Linked DNA regions of Homo sapiens: region 1 is linked to region 2. Evidence: chromatin loops called from intact Hi-C (ENCODE). Cell type or tissue: OCI-LY7. All regions are shown on one strand. Links, peaks and the distances in the headings refer to the core of each region. The heading gives the core; the rest is flanking DNA. Region 1 overlaps ABI3BP (ABI family member 3 binding protein). Region 2 has its middle 30 kb from the start of TMEM45A.

Region 1 (2,927 bases), core at 271-2,770, 330 kb before region 2:
AGTTTCTCCCAGCATGAAAGATGTACGTTTTAGGGACCGTGCTCTTGTTCAATTTAACATACAGAGGAATGCCACATAGGAAAAAAAGAAAAAACAACTTGAATTTCTTGGAGCTGTAGTTGACCAAGTAGGAGAATGATTCATATTACTTTCCTGTAAATATTTCTATTTCTTTCCTTTCCACTGATTTCACCTGCTTAGGAAGTCTGCTATGACAGTTTATTAAATCATCACTTCACGGTTAAAAAGAAAAGTGCCAATTTTAGCAGCTGGAATCCACATTACCCCAGCCTAAATTCCTCAGTAAACTAGAGCAGCAGTGAATAATGTATTTACAGTATGGTGGATTTATTAGTACCACATCTCTTCTCAGCTTCTCCTTTCCTTAATCCCAGCTCCTTTTTGTTTGGTGTAGTACTGTAACTAATTAGAGTATTTATAAACTAAAGGCTGCTTTGAATGTTCATGGCCTTCACAGAGCTAAATCAAAGTGCCTTCTTCAGCCTCAAGATAAACATTTTGTTTCATTTACAGCTGGAAATTTCTCATATGTTACTATTTGAATCCCAAAAAAAACCACATGCAAAAGCAAAATGTTCACTATTGTGGTGGGCTTTCTCTACCTTATCAACCACTAATCTTTTTAAAGTTTCCTTTTTTCTTTAAGAAAACAATCCATATTTTCAAATTCCCTTGGATGTTACCTTTTAGCTCATAAAAGTTCTGAGTCAAGTTTCTGTTCAGTGTACCAGTTTTCACAATTGTAATTTCACTAATACTTAGCAGCCTAGTCTAAGAACAGATGTGGCATGCAAGTTAAACATGATTCCCAAAAACAATAAAAAGAGATTGTTCATTTTATATAACCTATTTCTCCACTAATGGTAAAGTGGTGCTTGGCCACCTCATAATAAAAAAAAAAAAAAAAAACAGTTTCTTCATCTTTCTTCTGAGGCAGAGTTCTAGCCTGAATCATAATTTTTTTTCCAGCATTATATAAGATGCAAGGAAATTACATTGCCTGACAAAAAGACACTGGTGTGTATGAAAGGTTTAGTGTGGTAGGAAAACCTTTCATTGAGAGAGTAGGCCTGGGTAGGTTTGTGGGGAAACTGAGTTGAAGTACTTTACACTATTTGTGGAATGAGATTTTGTTGCAGAAATCTGGTACTAACAAATAGACAAATCACCCTAATATTTTCCCCACTGAGAAATACGGTACCAAGTTTCCAATCTACTGTTTAATTTTGCTAAAATAGAACACAAACATTAAAAAATATACTGGATTTCAGGCACTGCATATACGAGTAGGCCTATTGTTCAGCTGACATTTTTGTCTTGTTTTCATATGCTTATGTCAAGCATGCTTGACACCTAATATACTGGAAGCCACATCACTAAAGAAGACAAAAATGGCAACAGCTATCATTTACTAAGTAACAAGCACTATCATTAACTTTACATGTGGTATCTTCTAATGACTAGCTGATTCCTTTTGCTTCATTTTCTCCCCCCAGCAACGGTAAGTGCCATTTAGAATAAGACTGTGTTATCTTCTTACATATTCAAGATTTTTCCATTTCTTATTGTTTCCCCCAATTTGTAGCCACTTTTGTACTTTATCTAAGATACATATTTTTTGTTGCTGTTAGTGGACTTTAAGCATGAATATCAAACAGCAGCTAACCACTTTGTGCAAAAACTGACTTTCTATTTTGAAAGCCACTTGAGGGAGCTCTACCTCATTGTTTAATTATGTTAGCTATCTCCTCCTCTTCCTCAAGGAAGACTTCAAAATGAACTGTGACTGACTTCGTTTCTGTTTCACTGCCACCAGAACCTTCCCTGCACGGTAACATTTTTCCATTTTGAAGAAAACAGGCATCTTCTCAACTTTGGTCATTAACCATTGTAAAAATACTTTTGCTTCATTCATGCTTTCTGGGATTTTTATATCTGTGGGTTAAGCTCACTCCAGTTGGGTTATTTAGAGTATGCAGTGTTTTATAATCTTTTTCTTTCAGCTCCAAAAGATGTGCTCCTTCCTCATAAACCATACCCTGAGGTCTCTCAGAGCGAACCTGGTAAATTAATTATTTCATCCTTCTGGCTAAGAAGTATATTTTTCAAAAAAAAAAATTCTTGAAGTAAATATATTTTTAATGGTTGTGATATGGAAGAAATTTAGAGAAAAAATATGGGTATAAAATGCATATTTCTTGTGGGTAAATTGAATCATCTGGTTGAAATATTTTTCCTTGGTGAAGTGAGGGAATAGTATATAGGTTCATTGAGTAGATCACGCTAAAATTATAAATATCATTGTTAACTAAGCCAACGCTTATATCCTTTCAAAATGTAAATGTAGCTACATTACAACTATGGATGTACTTTTAAGTAAAAAAAAGTGGGTGCCTACTCGAAATTTTCCCCAAAGTGACAGTGAATGAGAACTTCAAAGTTTTAGTTAAACTAAGTTCTCTGATTGGCATCTAATGTGAAGAATTTTCTCTTATTTATTACAATTCTTAGAGAACATTTAAATTATTAAATCAATGCATCTAAAAAATAAGGAAACTATTTTGACTTTGCCAGGTAGTAATTCTCATAAATATGTTCCTTTGGCTTGCTTTTGGCATAGTTCTGCAGCCTGTTACCTTTAGATTTGAGCCACCAAAGACAACAATAGGTAATGGTTTTCCCATATTGACCAACTCTGTTTTCTTTGCTACCATCAAGATTGCAGGCCTTTCTCAAATGATCCTGTTGAAACATCATTTCTTCTCAATCCATTCATCATTTCATTCTCATTATTATTACTCTTTCCAAAACAGAAAAGCAATTATTTCAGTGTTGTAATGGGTTTGCTTTGAAGACCACCTTAAGACATTACTGAATACATCTTCATTTACTTCATCTATCTCCAT
Region 2 (2,927 bases), core at 225-2,724:
AGTCAGGCATGTTGGGGCATGCCTGTAATCCCAGCTATTAGGGTGGCTGAGGCAGGAGAATCACTTGAACCCGGGAAACAGAAGTTGCAGTGAGGAGATCGCACCACTGCACTTCAGCCTAGATGACAGAGTGAGACTTTGTCTCAAAAAAAAAAATGCCTTCACTGTTGTTTCATTCATTATTTCTTTCACTCATTCAACAAACCTATTCATGCACCATGCTGTTTGCCAAGAGGATATTCTCAACTTAGAAGGAGAGTACCATAATTTCTTTTCCCACTTCAAGAAACTCTTCTTTGTCTTCTAGCCACAGAGCTAACAATGACTAATGACGGAACTTTGGGAAAGCAGCATGCTAATATGTCTGAAGTGGCATAGCAATATTGCCTCTGTGATGTATCCCTCCCTGAAATTGTCACACCATGTGATTCACTCAAAACCTTCCAATAGCTTCCCATGACACTTAGAATAACAACCACCTAGGTAACAGATTATCCACCCTTTGCATTTTCCAGCTTCGTTTTCCATTGCACACCTGTCATGCACTCCTTTCCAGGAATATGTTGCTATTTTTAAAAGAAGCCAAGCAAGCTCTTACCTTAGTGCCTTTACACTGCTGCGCTGCTGCCTGAGACCCTTTTCCCTCATTTCATTCATACCTCAGCTCAAATACCACCTCATCAGACAGGCTTTTTTGGAAACTCACTCTTAAAAAGCATTCCCGTTATCTCTATTTCCTAACTGTTTTTGATTCTTCATGACATTATGCTATATTTTTCTTTGATTTTTGTTTACCATCTGACATGGTTTGGCTCTGAATCCCCACTCAAATCTCATCTCGAATTGTAATCCCCACGTGTTGAGGGAGGGAACTGGTGGGAGGTGATTTGATCATGGGGGCAGTTTCCCCCATGTTTTTCTCATGATAGTGAAGAAGCTTTTAAGAGATTTGATGCTTACACCTGTAATCCCAGCCCTTTAGGAGGCTGAGTGGGGAGGATCATTTGAGCCCAGGAGCTCAAGGCTGCAGTGAGCTATGATCACACCACTGTACTCCAGGCTGGATGACAGACTCTAAAAAAAAAAAAAAGAAAGAAAGAAAGAAAAGAAAAACGTAACGATAGTGATTTTGTCTTTGGCCAAACACTGAGGCTTGCGTCCAGCATTACCTGTCCAAATGCTGGTTCAAGTCTGCCCCCTAGAGTAGAGTAACCAGAATGTCTTGACAGTAATAATGAGCTGTATTAAGGTCATAACAACACTTGGCTTTTCTGGGAGGCTGTCATACTGTTTTCTGCATTACTTGAAAGTGTGTCAGCTATTACTTTTATAAGCAAAAAAAGTTTCCATTTTAGGAGGGAAAATATCAACTCCAAATACAGTTTTTCATTGTGAGAGAGTCATCTATGACAGTGTTTGGCCTACAATAGGCAGAATTAATTCAAGTTTTAGGGTCCTGCTTGTTTAGAGTCACACTCTCAAACTGTATATGGTCGTCGCTCAGTATGCACAGGAGGTTGGCCCAGGATCCTCACAGATACCAAAATCCGATGATGTTCATATCTCTTATATAAAATGACATAGTAATTGCATATAACCTATTCACATCTTCCTACATACTTTAAATCATCTCTAGATTACTTATAATACCTAACACAATGTAAACACTATGCAAAAAGTTGCTATACTGTATTGTTTTTATTTGGATGGTCTTTTATTGTTGTATTATTATTATTATTGGTTTTATTTTTGAATGTTTTTGATCTGTGATTGGTCGAATCTGTTGATGTAGAACCTGTGCATATGGAAAGCCAGCTATATATTGAGATGCTACTATGTGATAGGTGCCTATTAAGTTTTGGGAATGGAAAGATGATTAAGATATGGTTTCTCTCACTAAGAGTTCACGGGCTAGAGAGGAAGACAGACGTGTAAGGAAATCATTCCATTACATAATGAAGCCTACATGAGCTATACTATAGCACAAGAAAGAATATGAATAGACAGGGCACTTTTATTTCGAGAAGAAAGACGGAAACAAGGAAGAACGGAAGAAAGACAGTTTAGGTATAACAAAATTTACTTAAAATGTTGTAACTAGTATTAGGCCAATTAACCCAAAATAGCACCTTGGATTAATTAAATTTAAATACATTTTAAGCTCAGTTAAACTTAAAAACTAAAATGTTAGTAATATAAAAAGAGGTTTGAAAGTTAGCCAAGGTATAGATCAGTGCTATCTAATAGAAATATAATATGAGACATATATGCTGTTTTAAATTTTCTAGTAACTACATTTATATAAGGAAAAAAGATAATTAATTTTCATAATATATTTGATTTAACCAAATATATCTAAAATATTATTATTTCTATTGTAAGAAATGAAGCAAGATATAAAGGGCCTGAAATCAGGTTGTAGCAATGAGAATAGAGGGAATTCGGTAGATCCAAGTGATATTTAGAGGCAAAATAGACACAAGTTGATGATTAATTAGATGGAGAATGGGAGAAAAGGAGGAGTACAAGTGGCTTCAAACCCAGGTAAGTTCTTCCACGAGCAACTGGTAAATGATGCTACCAGTCACTGAGATAGGGAACACAGAAAGAGGGGCAGAAGGAGAGCAGACAGGGCAATAAAGAACAGTTTACTTTCAAAAGATGAGTTTGAGATGTCTGTGAAACCTGTAACTAATATGTCCAAAGGATGCTTTTATATATGAGTGTGCTGCTCAGGAGAGAGTCTGCACCACAGGGACAGATTTGGGAGCCATCAGCACATAGGTGGCCGATACCCTGCACGTGTTTGAGATTACCCAGGGAAGATAAGGTAACTGAGGCAAATGCTTAGACAGAGCTCTGAAGAAAATCCGTATTTAAGGTATATGGATCTCTCACCAAAGCACCAAAACAACCAGCAGTGATAG

The links. Peaks named below come from ENCODE experiments on the same cell type or tissue, not always from the same donor. Only the 100,000 strongest peaks of a DNase experiment are listed, where the experiment ranks them.
Region 1: a loop joins it to region 2, with 3 times the contacts of the local background. A loop is called at or near these places in 22 of 110 quality-filtered maps.

What each region holds. Positions count from the first base shown.
Region 1 is chr3:100,795,566-100,798,492 of GRCh38, reverse strand. It overlaps ABI3BP (ABI family member 3 binding protein), which reads left to right. Exons shown (of 68, transcript NM_001375547.2): 52 at 2,025-2,084; 53 at 2,642-2,689. LOC124906260 (a long non-coding RNA gene) reads right to left here. Exons shown (of 2, transcript XR_007095986.1): 2 at 1-2,927. Among named protein-coding and RNA genes, the nearest start is that of TFG, 88 kb to the right of the region's middle. RefSeq lists a silencer at 94-388 and an enhancer at 2,197-2,366. In OCI-LY7, for the core only: a CTCF peak has its summit at 1,720 (motif pointing right); no DNase peak of the experiment used is centred there.
Region 2 is chr3:100,461,385-100,464,311 of GRCh38, reverse strand. No RefSeq gene overlaps it. Among named protein-coding and RNA genes, the nearest start is that of TMEM45A, 30 kb to the left of the region's middle. In OCI-LY7, for the core only: CTCF peaks have their summits at 988 and 1,189 (motif pointing left); a DNase peak (open chromatin) is centred at 1,201.